Regions from separate parts of the Homo sapiens genome. Here regions 1 and 3 are each linked to region 2. The links are chromatin contacts, found by Hi-C or POLR2A ChIA-PET in ENCODE. All regions are on one chromosome and are shown on one strand. Each heading gives the region's core, a stretch centred on a gene start or an enhancer-like site at or near the end of the contact. The rest is flanking DNA. Distances are from core to core; before and after follow the strand shown.

Region 1 (4,373 bases), core at 1,137-3,636, 59 kb before region 2:
ACATTGAAGCTAAAACCTAAACTATGTATAGCAGTCAGCTAGAAAAAACAGGCAAGAAAGAATATTTCAGGTGGAGAGAAACACATGTTTTCAGGCCAAAAGCTGGAGAACAAGGTGAGTTTAAAGAACTGAAAGAGGTTTAGTGATTACAATGTTGAACAAAAGGGGGCATGTGGAATGAATAAGAAGAATGGTTTTGTAGATTGAATTCTCTGCAGCAAACTCCATCAAGAGGTAGAGGTCAGGCATGGTGGTTCACTTTGGAAGGCCGAGGTGGGCAGGAGTTCATGATCAGCCTGGGCAAAAAAGTGAGAACCCATCTCTACCAAAAAAAATGTTTTAATTAGCTGACTGTGGTGGTATGTGCCTGTGGTCCTAGCTACTCGGGAGGCTGAGATGGAAGGATCGCTTGAGCCCAGGAGGTTGAGGCTGCAGTGAGCCATGAGGCTGCTACTGCACTCCAGAGTGGGCAATAGAGCGCAATTCTGTCTCAAAGAAAAAAGAGGTAGAGTCTACTACCTCACCCTTTGAATTTTGGCTGGCCTGGAAGTTGCTTTGACCAATAGAATGTGGTAAAGGTGACACTGTGTGAGCTCTGAAGAAAGGGCCTCAAGGGGCCTTGCCACTTCCACCTTCCTGCTTTTGAAATGCTGCCCTGAAACTGCCAAATAAGGAAGCCAGTCTAGCCTACTGGAGGAAAATAAACCATTGTGGAAAAGACACCAAGGTGCCTCAGAGGACAGCCAGTACCAAGGCCAGAGACATGTGAAGGAAGTCACATCAGAACTTCCAGCTCAACCACCACCCAGGTGAACTCGGCAGATGAGTAAGCCCAGGTGAAACCAGCCTAAGAACTATCTGGCCAACTCACAAAATGATGAGCAATAACAAATCATTGGTTTTCTTTAAAGCTACTAAGCCTGGGGGCTTTGTTAGGCAGCAGACAGAAAAAAGCCACAACACACAGGACCAGGTTAAGGACTTCAACTGACCTTCATCCTAAAATCAATGGAAAGCCATGGAAGGGTTTTAAGAACAGACTGACATAATCCATTAGTACCACAGACACAGTACCTATGCCAACAAACCTCCCAAGGCCCTAGAAATAACAGGAATATGGTGGGAGGAAGGGAACTGACTGCAAAATACAAAGAGAAACAGCAGAATCAAAATTCCTAAGCGTAACCCACAGCAAGTCAACTGCAAATCAAAAATTCCTAGGTAGTGACCAGGTGTAGTGGCTCACGTCTATAATCCCAGCACTTTGGGAGGCTGAGGCATACCGATCACCTGAGGGCAGGAGTTCGAGACCAGCCTGGCCAACATGGCGAAACCCCGTCTCTACTAAAAATACAAAAATTAGCTGGGTGTGGCTGGTACACGCCTGTAATCCCAGCTACTCAGGCAGTGGGCCAAGATCACACCACTGCACTCCAGCCTGGGTGACAGAGACTCCCTCTCAAAAAAAAAAAAAAATCTTATGTAGATATATATATATTATATTTCATCAGGAAGGTGGGTACATTTTAATATGTTAGTTATAGAAGAGGGCAATCTCCAAAGTACCTTACACCTTCAAAGTCTCGTGCGGGGTGTGTGTGTATCTGTGTGGTGTGTGTGTAGACAGGGTCTCACTCTGCCATCGAGGCTGGAGTACAGTAGCACAATCACAGCTCACTGCAATTTCAAACTCCTGGACTCAAGCAATCCTCCCACCTCAGCCTCCTGAGTAGCTGGGGCTACAGGTGTGCGCCACTGAGCTCAGGTTCAAAGTTGTTGTTGTTGTTGTTGGTGGTGGTGGTGGTGATGGTGGTGGTGATGGTGATGGTGGTGGTGGTGGTGATGGTGGTGGTGGTGGTGATGGTGGTGGTGGTGGTTGTTTTAATCTCTACCTAATTTTCTCCACAGACAGTATCTCCTCCTGATGATTAACAATTTTGTATAGCTTACCAAGAGCAAACCCTACACCACACCCACTGTCCCAGGAAGAGAATCTCATCAGGGAAATAAACTAGCAATAGACAAGGAGGCCTATGTTCTGAAATCTGAATTCCAATAGCAAGTTATTACTGTTTGAGATTTTGAAGAGCTGTCAAAAGAATGGCAGCCTGACAAACACCTTGAAAACTCTTGCAGCCTATTTGCAGACCTCAGCCAGCCCCACCCTGACACTTCTCCCTTGCCCTTTTGCCTCAGATTTCCAACGCTTGCTAGCTTTGTCTGTTTTGAATGGCCGTGCTCAGTGTTCAGCTACGGAAATCCTCTCCTTCCCCAGCTGGCTCACCAGGAAATTGTTTAGAAGTCAGGTTTTTCCTGGAGGTGGCCCACAGGCCCACAGAGAAAGAGAGAGGTTGTGTCAGGGGCTGAGAGCACTCCCCTGGTGAAGCAATTTGTGGATGATGGTCTGACCACAGGCACCGGCAGCCTCTGCGGTGTGAAGCCATCAGGGTGCATGTGTGTTTGCTAGGTGGCTTGCTTTGGATAAGCACAAGCACAACTGGCTATGCCTAACCTGCTAAATAGAATTTTTAAGCCACTTCTTTTATTTTGTGGGTTTTTTGGGGTTTTTTTAGTTACAACTTAATTAACTTCTGACAAGCAGAAGAGCCACTGCAGACAGTAAGGTTTGACACCAAAAAAAGGGAAAGAGATAAGTAATGAAACTACACCAAAATTAAGTAAGATTTTGCCTAAGGGACATTGTTCTGTTAGATGATTACTCCAGCCCAAATAAGAATTAATCAGGCTATCATTCCGTTTGTTGGAAAATAAAATATGGCATTTATTTTTTTAATGTACTTTTATAAAAAAAGAAAAAGAGACATTATCAGAATCAAGAGAATACGGATCAAGCAATACTCTATTAGGAAATAAATGGCTGACCAGATAACTTGACCTTAAAAAGTATATTCCATATTATGGGTCAATATGATCACTCTTCCTATCAAATCCAAGTGCATACAAGGAAGACAGACTTCAAGCTACCAAGAACATTCTTCAATTACCTAAGCTACAAATAAAAATAGAGCTTCCATGAGAAATAAAGAATTAGGTCAGTGGATAGGAACAGTTTCTTTCCATTTAAGTTAACTAAAATGTTACTTGGGGAAACAATTTTGAAATGTGCTTTAATGTAAATGTTATATTAAATTAATATGAATATTATAATATATTAACATAATTATACTAAATAAATTAATATAAATATATTAAATGAACTAATATAAATATTATATTAAATATATTAACTTAATATAAATAAAGGTCTTTAAGGACCTTTAACAACAAGCTCTGTTCTCACTTATCTGTTCAAGGTGATTCGAGTACTATTAATATTTGCAGGCTGGAGATGGACAAGATGACCAACCTCTGAATGTCCCCTCCATCTTATAAGGACATTGTTAAAAATGACAACCTCCCTACTCGCCAAGAGACTTGACACTTCTTCCTTTTCCGCACTGAGACAGGACAATTTAAAGCCCAGAATAAAATAAATTAAAATAAAGTATCAAGCATGCACCTCTTTGAATGAAGATTTCTCGTAATAAACCTAGGCGGGACATCCTAATTATCTAAGGCCTGAAGATGTTCTTCGGTGTAACAATGACCTAAGATTTATTTATAGTTTTCCTGAGACTCATTAAACATTTCCTGCAATGAGACCACATCACTGAAATCATTTTATTGTGATAGACTGGCAGAGCACAAGGGGAAACAGTCCTCAAAGACAAAAGAACTGGTGGGTGTCTTTGTAGCAGAGGGCAGTGCATATTTTTTTAGTGAGGATGCAACCATTGTAGGTAAACAGCAGGAACTCTCTTCTGATGCTATATCCTGTCCTGTTTAACTCATTAATTTAGGAGACCTCAGCCACTAGAGTAAAACACTAGCACTAGTAATTCGTTTGCGCCCCCATCCCAAAATCAATTTATTAAAATTATATTGCTAAAGAAAAAGAAAAACACATAAACTAGTTTACTTTGAACTAACATGGATTATGCATTAAATGGGCTACTAAGTCATCAATGAAATAAATTCTTTTGAAGTTATTGTGGCCCTACAGTTGTACATGAAGAGTCTTTCTATTTCCCTTTTTTAAAAAAAATGCCTTTTGTATCTCCTGCAGGTTTCCACATTTCTATTCCTATGGGCAGGAAGACTCATACAGCCAAATGTTTAGTCCTCATTATTAAAAAATATACAAACATTTCACCAGCAAGATCATTATTTCATAGTCTTTCATGTTTACACTGTAGGGGGTAAAATCAATAACTCAATGTGAACTCCGCACAAATTACCAACAGCTAAATGTAGATGATGACAGTGGATCTTAAATTACTCATAAACAAACTGAATGAGGAAAAGTATCCCAA
Region 2 (3,795 bases), core at 329-2,828:
GATAAGCAAAAACATAAATAACAAATGCAATATGGTCTAGAGATGGACTTGTTACACAATGGTGCTGTCCAGAGGAGTTCAGCAATAGCCAATAATTACAATGAGTCATTAGTAGGTGAGTGGCTCACACCGTCCCAATGCAGGAGAGCCAAGAAATAATAAGACAGGTCAATTCAATCCCACTGAAAGCTCAAGTTAATAAGAAATTTAAATATTTTTCAAAGAGTAGAGGTGATACAGACAAGAGGACACATCCTTTTCATCCATTTCCCCATAAGGATATACGGCTCCCTTAAAGGGTTTTTTTTTTGAGAAAGAGATCAGATCCTAAATGTATCACGAGGCCCCAAATGGTAAATTCAAATCCTATTCAAACTATTGTCAGGGAAGGAGAGAAAATGACAGACCAGCAAGCACATTCCTGAAGCAGCAAATTTAACAACCTCCCATAATCTCTTCCAGCTGAGCATGCGCTGCTCCACCGGGCCCTTCTATTCCCATTTGTAATTATTCAGTGCATTCATTTCTATCCTCCTCAACAGCTATCTAAGTCTGTTCTCTGGGAATCCTGTGAATATTTTCAGACAAAAAATTGTGCGGCAATTAAAAAGCTAGCTGCGTGTGGTAGCATGCACCTGTAGTCCTAGCTATTCAGGAGGCTGAGGCAGGAGGATCTCTTGAGCCCAGGAGTTTGAGGTTGTAGGGAGCTATGATCGTGCCACTGTACTCTAGGCTGGGTGACAGAGAAAGACCCTTTCTCAAAAAACAAAACAAAACAAAAACGGGATCTTTTTCAGCTTTCTAAAAAATAACCAGAGTTCTAAGAATTTGGGTCCCAGAACCTACAAATTAAATTGGAATCTACGACCCACCATTCATTAGTTAGGTAACACTACTGAACTTCGCAACTGGGCAACTATTGAACTTCTCTGAGCCTCAGTTTCCTCATCTAGAATATGAAAATAATTACAGCACCTACCTCCTAGAATGTTAAGGAGGATAAAAAAAATGATACCATGTATTTCAAGGTCTTCACCTGCAACACAGAACACAATAAGCTCTCAATAATTGCCAGCTACTATTATAACTTGTCTTTTTATACTGCACCTAACCCTAAATTAACAGTGCAACACTTCATTTTTTTTTAAATCTCATAATTCCACCCCATTCAATCCTAACTAAATTTAAAATACACACCAAAAACTAAAAAAGAGATACAGGCACAGCTGCCAAATGGCAAGTAAAAAGCCGTAATTTTCCATCATTGGAATATATTTAGTGATAACTATAAATGAAAAACTAAGGGGGGGGGGGGGGAAGCGAGCCCCCACTTAAAGTTACCCTTCCAGTCTGACAGTCTGAAAACCAAAAATGAAGTCAGACTTCCGCTCGCTTCACTCCTTTCCACTCCCGTCTGTCAAAGTTGGGTGGAGAACTCCCACATTTCCTGTTCTGAGCCCGGAGCTCTCTGCCAGGTAAAGCAATAGACACTCCAGCTTGTGCTGGGACAGCTGGGACCATCGGAGGGCCGGGCACTCACGAAGTTTCATATCATTCTTTCTAGGTTAGTTCTGATGAAATCAACACCCTGAACTGAAGGCCCCGGGCGGCCAAGATAAAAGATTAAGTCATCAAATGACTAGCATACTTGCTTCTTAACAAGCAACTCTTGTGGTTGTCATACACGAATGACGTCATCTCCAACACACACCTTGTCAGGTATTCTATTCCCAATTTTCTCACAGCTGAAAAGGAACCAGACTGCTGATTTTCTCAATTTGCTTAGCAGAGGCAGAAATTTAATTGGGATATATATGGTTCTTTAGATTTTCTTCTGCAGATTATTTTGCCTCCAGCACTTTACATTCCCCAGGGAATGGTTTTTGTTGTAGGGAGTACTTAAAAATGCATCTATGTACCCACCCTACCTCAGTGGAAGTGGTCTGGCAGCACCTCCTCACATACCCTGACCACCAGCAGCACTGTGCAAGACCTTATACAAGATCCAAACCACTAAAACCTCCACCAACTTATCCACAGACCAAAATTCAGATTTGCCAAGATTTATAAAATGATTGCAATGTCATGCTACAAAGAAAAGAATATCGGCCTCACAGAACTCAGTAAAAATAATATCAGCCAGGCGCGGTGGCTCACGCCTGTAATCCCAGCACTTTGGGAGGCTGAGGCAGGTGGATCACGAGGTCAAGAGATCAAGACCTTCCTGGCCAACATGGTGAAACCCCATCTCTACTAAATATACAAAAAATTAGCCAGGCGTGGTAGCGGGTGCCTGTAGTCCCAGCTACTCGGGAGGCTGAGGCAGGAGAATGGCATGAACCTGGGAGGCGGAGGTTGCAGTGAGCCGAGATCGCGCCACTGCACTCCAGCCTGGGCGACAGAGCAAGACTCCGTCTCAAAAAGAAAATATCATATCCATGATGAAATTTCATGGAGTTCTGTACCAAGTCAACCTACCCACCATCTAAAATTCTCTTGTTCAACTATTGCTTTTGTGTTTCCTCTTTTCCCTCTCCACACACACCCTCTCCCCCTCGACACCAGGAACCTAAGACCCATGAGAGCAAGGACTGTTCGCCAACTCTAGTCTCACAAGACAAGGCAAAATAGTAGTTGTTGGCTGGGTGTGGTGGCTCCTGCCTGTAATCCCAGCAGTTTGAGAGGCCAAGGTGGGTGTATCACTTGAGGTCAGGAGTTCAAGACCAGCCTGACCAACAGGGGGAAACCCCAGCTACTCAGGAGGATGAGGCTGGAGAAACGCTTGAACCCGGGAGGCAGAGGTTGCAGTGAGCCAAGATTGCGCCATTGCACTCCAGCCTGGGCGACAGAGCTAGACTCTGTCTCGGGAAAAAAAAAAAAAAAACAAACAGTAGTTGTGGTGGATTCCGTTATTTTTTTTGGCAAATATTCTCTCCCTCCTCCTCCCCCAGCCTTCATGGGAAGACTATACTTCCCTGACTTGCTCTGGGTATGTGCTGAAATGACAGTGTGTCATGTCAGTCCCAGGACCAGGCTGCAGAATGAGACACATACAGCACAGTTTCCCAGTCAACTTGCAGACCCCTGAGTGTGAGAATACTTCATGCTGAATGCCACACAGTTTAGGGTAGTTTGTTACATAGCTTTTTCGTGCCAAGAAATGAGTGATACAGCAAGCTCTCAATAAACATTTGCTGAAGTAACAAATGAAAAGACTCAACTTGTTAGCACTTGCAAAAACCCATTAATTGTGACAATTCTGCAACAAATCAAGTATTAAGCCTAGTTTTTACTCTAGAATATACTCCTTTAATAAAAATTACATATTTAGAGGTTAAGATTTAAGAGACCAAGACTAATCTGTTAGGCCTTCCTTATTTGACTAGAGCCAAAAGATAATGATCACTTATCCCATTTGTAGATTATACTCTGAAACCATTTGATGGTTTTTTTGGGGGGTTTTTCTTTTTTTTTACCCTTTCCTTTCCTAAAATGCTGGTGAAAGCTTCAAGCCCATAAGATACCAATTTTTACAGGGTACTATTCCTTTCATCTAATGCAAAAAGCCTTGAAGCTCATAAAAATGAGGCTATGAACTTTTAAGGCACATAGCTTGTAGGGTTAGTGTTGATGTATTTCCATTACTTGAAACATTTAATGGAAGTAGTTTAACAGTTCACTTACATATTGTGTTTACAGTTATTTCATTTCTTAACAGAGAATAGAATCACATCTAAATGGGGATAAAATCGCATTACATTCTAGAAGTACCTTTTCATTCTGACCCTTTATCAC
Region 3 (4,202 bases), core at 1,124-3,623, 42 kb before region 2:
GGATTCCAAGGTTAAGAATGCTGTTTTAATGCCTGATGAATCTGTGTGTCTGTTTGTCAAAGATGACCCCCATCCTTAGGATGTAATTTTGCCTTGGCTCATTCCTGTCAATTTGGTGTTCATGACTCATAATTCCTGTTTTTGACCACAACTAAACCAATATTAGAAGGAAGTGCTTGCACTTGTTTTTTTCCGATACTTTTGCTCTGCAAAGGGAACAGGAAGAACAGCAAGGAGTGTATATTTAAAAGAAAAGAGCACCTTAACTACGTACCAAAACACAATTCTTTTGATCTAATGATTAATTTGTGTGTGTTAGAATATTTACCAACCAGAAAGACCACATAAGGCCGGGCACGGTGGCTCGCGCCTGTAATCCCAACACTTTGGGAGGCCGAGGCGGGTGGATCACGAGATCAGGAGATCAAGATCATCCTGGCTAAAACAGTAAAACCCCATCTCTACTAAAGATACAAAAAATTAGCCAAGCGTGGTGGCGGGCGCCTGTAGTCCCAGCTACTCGGGAGGCTGAGGCAGGAGAATGGCGTGAACCCAGGAGGTGGAGCTTGCAGTGAGCCAAGATCATGCCACTGCACTCCAGCCTCGGCGACAGAGCGAGACTTCATCTCAAAAACAAACAAACAACAACAAAAAGCCACATAAATATCACTGGCACTTCATATAATTAACTGTACAAAGTATTTCCTGTTGTTTGTCTTGACAAACACTTTCATAACACTTACCATGTGCAGATACTGTTCTAAGGACTACAAATACTAACTCTGCAATCCCTAATACAACCTATGAGTCAAGTACTATTATTATCCCCCTTTTACAGATGAGACAACTGAGGCTCAGGGAAAGGTTAAGTAATTTGCCCAAGGTCACAGAATTGGAATTCCAACAGAGAGCAGCTGCCTATGGTGTTCTCAAAGGGAGGGCAATGCCAAACGAAAACAAGCAACAAGACTCTACTCATTGCAAGTGAGCAAAGGTTCTGATCAAATCTTCATTCTTGCTTCCAAATCACTTGCTGAAAAATTAAAACTAGATAAGTAAGGACAGCTGCCTTTATACCTTCTGGCCTATTCACAGGCAGATTTCCAGACGAAACCAAAGGCCTTCATGAGGAAAAACAAAGCTCCTCAGTCTCAGGGCAGCTAATGCTGGGCCTGGCATTTTTTCCACTCTTATCTAAAATATGCTACAGGAGAATCTAGGCCCAGTGATAAGCCAGGTTTCAACTTCACCTCCCCAGCCTGAGAGCGATTACACACATACTTGGGATTTAACCAGCAAGAGAAGGACACGGAAACCTGGGTCCCTCCGAGCCCAGTTTCTGTTGACACTGTTGCCAGGGCTGAGCCAATTGCACCAGTGTCAAGAGCTCCACAGGGAGGTTTCAGCAGGGAAACCAGCCCTACAGGTGTATCCAGGGAGGCAGGTGTACAAGGCCACATTCTTTCCTCCACTGAACAAATCAAGGTTTGTCTCCCTGCTGTGCGGGGCTCACAGGGCCAGATAAATCTCTCTCAGACAACAACCTCAGCACAGAAACAGTGTAGCTTGCTGCCACTCTGTAGCACCGAAAGTAAAATGCCAACCACTGAAAGAGAGAAGCAGATAATGTTACAATAACATTTATCTAGAAAGGCAATGTTCGTTAGGTAAAATTTAACTATGGCAAAAATCTTTAGGACAGATAGACTCAATAAATGTTTGTGGAACTGAAAACCTAGTGCTACCTTTTAAAAGGTTTCTTGGACTAATTTAAAAGCTTCATTTGGCTGTGTGAACTGGCATTCCCTTTCTAAAATGATAGAGTCCCAGTGGTAGCTATAATGTTAAATAAAATGACTTCATTTCCTCCAGAGGAATATTTTTACCCCAACCCCCCATACTCCGGCACTCAACTACTCAAGACTCCAACATCAGGGGGCAAAAAGTCAGGCCTATTAGGCCTGGATCGTTCTCAGATTAACAACCTTGGGGGAATAATCCTATAAGAAAATATTTTCAAGATTTTGGGTAATAACATTTTTGGGCCAGATGAAATTTGTTAGAGTTTGCACTTCTGTTTCTAAAAACCTCTGAAGCCATTTGTTTCCCACAGTTTTTTTCAGAAGCTATTTTGTGGGAAAGAAAGCCAGGGCCTAGGCAGCAGGCCAGCTAGAACGGGGTTGCTCTGAAAGAAAGCCAGCCCCGGCAAGCAGGAGCGACATGGGCAGCGCTTGCCAAGGTGGTTAATTTTTTACCTGGGTAGAGCCATAGGCACTGACATAGAAAATGTCTGTGACACGGCGGATCCGGAAACAGGCAAGATGCACAGGCAGTGGAGTGTCTGACCCCAGGTTTGTTGCTACAAATTACAAAGGAAGTTATGCCAAACTGAAATAGTTATCTACAGAGAGAAGGAGGAGGGGCGGGGTGTGTTGTCAGGCGGCACGGCGGGGAAATGGCAGTGCTGCGACAGAGGACCTCGACTCTGGACTACACAGCCTCGCACTCCAATCTCAGTTCTGCCACTTGTTGCTGGAGGAATCTTAAGTCAAGTTTCTTAAACACTCTCTGCCTCAGTTTCTTCACCTATAAACCACAGGCCCCAACCCCCAGGGCTGCTGGGATATATACCAAGCAGGTACTCAGAACAGTGCCTGGCACTGAGGAAGTGCCAGGTAAGGGCAGCTGTTGCTATTTGTGCAAATTCTGACATTTGTCATTCTGAACATAACCCTCATAACAAAAGAGGTACAACTGTTACCTCCACTGAGAGATGAAAGAATTGAGACTTAGAAAAATGAAGGAATTTGCTCAAAATCATGCAGTTAGCAAAAGACTACCTGTTTGTGAAATCAGAGCCCAGCAGTTTTAACCTCTCTCATCTGGTCTTTCTTCCCTTACTTAACTTCCCGAAAGAGAGAGACAGAGACAGAAAGAGAGAATGAGAGATGGGGAGAAACACAGAGACAGGGAGGAGGGGGGAAGCGAAGAAAACACGTTAGAGGTAAATAACTTTTTAAGCTAATAAAAAATAACCTTGGCCAGGTGTGGTGGCTGACGCCTGTAATCCCAAAACTTTGGGAGGCCAAAGCAGGAGGATCACTTGAGCCCAGCAGTTCAGGGCCAGCCTGGACAACACTGCCTCTTAAAACTAAATAAATAAATAAACGTAATTAATTGCAAATGAAATTCCACCAGGCCAAACTCTCAGTGGCTACATAGTAAGTGGTTACACCTCTCCTAGCCTCCTAGACCAGTTGCACCTTGATTCTAGCTGAGTTTCACTAAGCAGGGCAAATGAAGCAGGAGAAGGCTCGGAGGGAACCCACCTGAAATGAAGCTCAGCTGTCTTTGAAGAGTCTATCTATTCTAAGGCTCAGGAGTGGTGGCATGATGAATATCGCTGCTAGGAGAAGAAATGCAAAACCATATAACATTTTTGCCTTTCCATCCTTGAAATGCCTTACAATTTCCCTTGGAAAAAAAAAATTGTCTTGTAATTCTTATTTTTCTTTACTTCACTTTTTCATTTCCAGAACTGCTATGGTTCTGGCTGAAGTATCAGAATGACAACCATGGATCTTCTACAATGCCACCATCAGTCTCTCAGCAATTGTAGCAAAGGGAAAAACAACACCACTGAGGCCGCCAGTCACAATATTTACCCATGCCAGAGTGTTCTGTTTGTTTTCGGTGGAGGATGCAGAGAGTAGATAAACGAAAAGCAAAACTTCTCTGTGTCAAAACACAAGCTGAAGATGATTTCCTTCTCCACTGCCCATGTATGAAATATACACAAATCCAGGGCAGCCCTGGGCCGAAGGAGTGTTTATGGTTCTGCCCGGCCATAAACATGCCAGCCTTCAAAACACCAGGACATCAAACAAACAAGGCAGTTCCAGAAAGGATATATCGACTTTTGACGTCTAATGCTCTGGGTGAAATAACTTTGTTTCCCCTAAAAATAGATAAACTAAAATAAATATAAGAGTATTCTACAGCAATGTAGCTAGCCGCATCTTCCTGTGACTCACTGTTTGATAATAACTATGGGCCAGGAACTAAGTGCTTTTTGGTGGAATGACTGATGCTCTTCATACCAACTCGGTGAGGAATTTAAAATGACATCCCTTTGCAGATAAGGAGACTGAGTCTCAAAGAGGTAAATAACTATGTAGGTTTACATAGCCTGCCACCGGCAT

Evidence for each region. A loop is a pair of places that touch in the nucleus more often than their neighbours do. ChIA-PET counts read pairs that join two places held with the same protein, here RNA polymerase II (POLR2A). Pooled maps may share reads with other maps.
Region 1: a loop to region 2 is called in a map of OCI-LY7, with 4 times the contacts of the local background. The contact joins two enhancer-like sites. A Hi-C loop is called at or near these places in 4 of 168 maps with a recorded cell type or tissue (OCI-LY7, cardiac septum, heart left ventricle and 1 more) and 4 of 50 pooled maps. POLR2A ChIA-PET finds 5 or more read pairs at or near these places in 2 of 52 experiments (HEK293 and WTC11).
Region 3: a loop to region 2 is called in a map of PC-9, with 7 times the contacts of the local background. The contact joins the promoter of MAGI1-IT1 here to the enhancer-like site in region 2. A Hi-C loop is called at or near these places in 6 of 168 maps with a recorded cell type or tissue (Caco-2, Calu3, MCF 10A and 3 more) and 8 of 50 pooled maps. POLR2A ChIA-PET finds 5 or more read pairs at or near these places in 7 of 52 experiments (Caco-2, H1, HEK293 and 3 more).

What each region holds. Positions count from the first base shown.
Region 1 is chr3:65,935,130-65,939,502 of GRCh38, forward strand. The region is part of intron 1 of MAGI1 (membrane associated guanylate kinase, WW and PDZ domain containing 1); the gene reads right to left. All of the region lies in intron 1 of MAGI1-IT1 (MAGI1 intronic transcript 1), which reads right to left. Among named protein-coding and RNA genes, the nearest start is that of MAGI1-IT1, 17 kb to the right of the region's middle. Within about 2 kb of position 2,387, at least 3 of the 41 ENCODE cell types and tissues checked have a DNase peak (open chromatin) inside an H3K27ac peak, as active enhancers do.
Region 2 is chr3:65,995,238-65,999,032 of GRCh38, forward strand. The region is part of intron 1 of MAGI1 (membrane associated guanylate kinase, WW and PDZ domain containing 1); the gene reads right to left. It overlaps LOC124900543 (a long non-coding RNA gene), which reads right to left. Exons shown (of 2, transcript XR_007095951.1): 1 at 1-3,795. Among named protein-coding and RNA genes, the nearest start is that of MAGI1, 42 kb to the right of the region's middle. Within about 2 kb of position 1,579, at least 12 of the 41 ENCODE cell types and tissues checked have a DNase peak (open chromatin) inside an H3K27ac peak, as active enhancers do; they include PC-9 and heart left ventricle, where a contact is called at or near this core.
Region 3 is chr3:65,952,185-65,956,386 of GRCh38, forward strand. MAGI1-IT1 (MAGI1 intronic transcript 1) reads right to left here and starts at 2,374. Exons shown (of 3, transcript NR_145422.1): 1 at 2,256-2,374. The region is part of intron 1 of MAGI1 (membrane associated guanylate kinase, WW and PDZ domain containing 1); the gene reads right to left.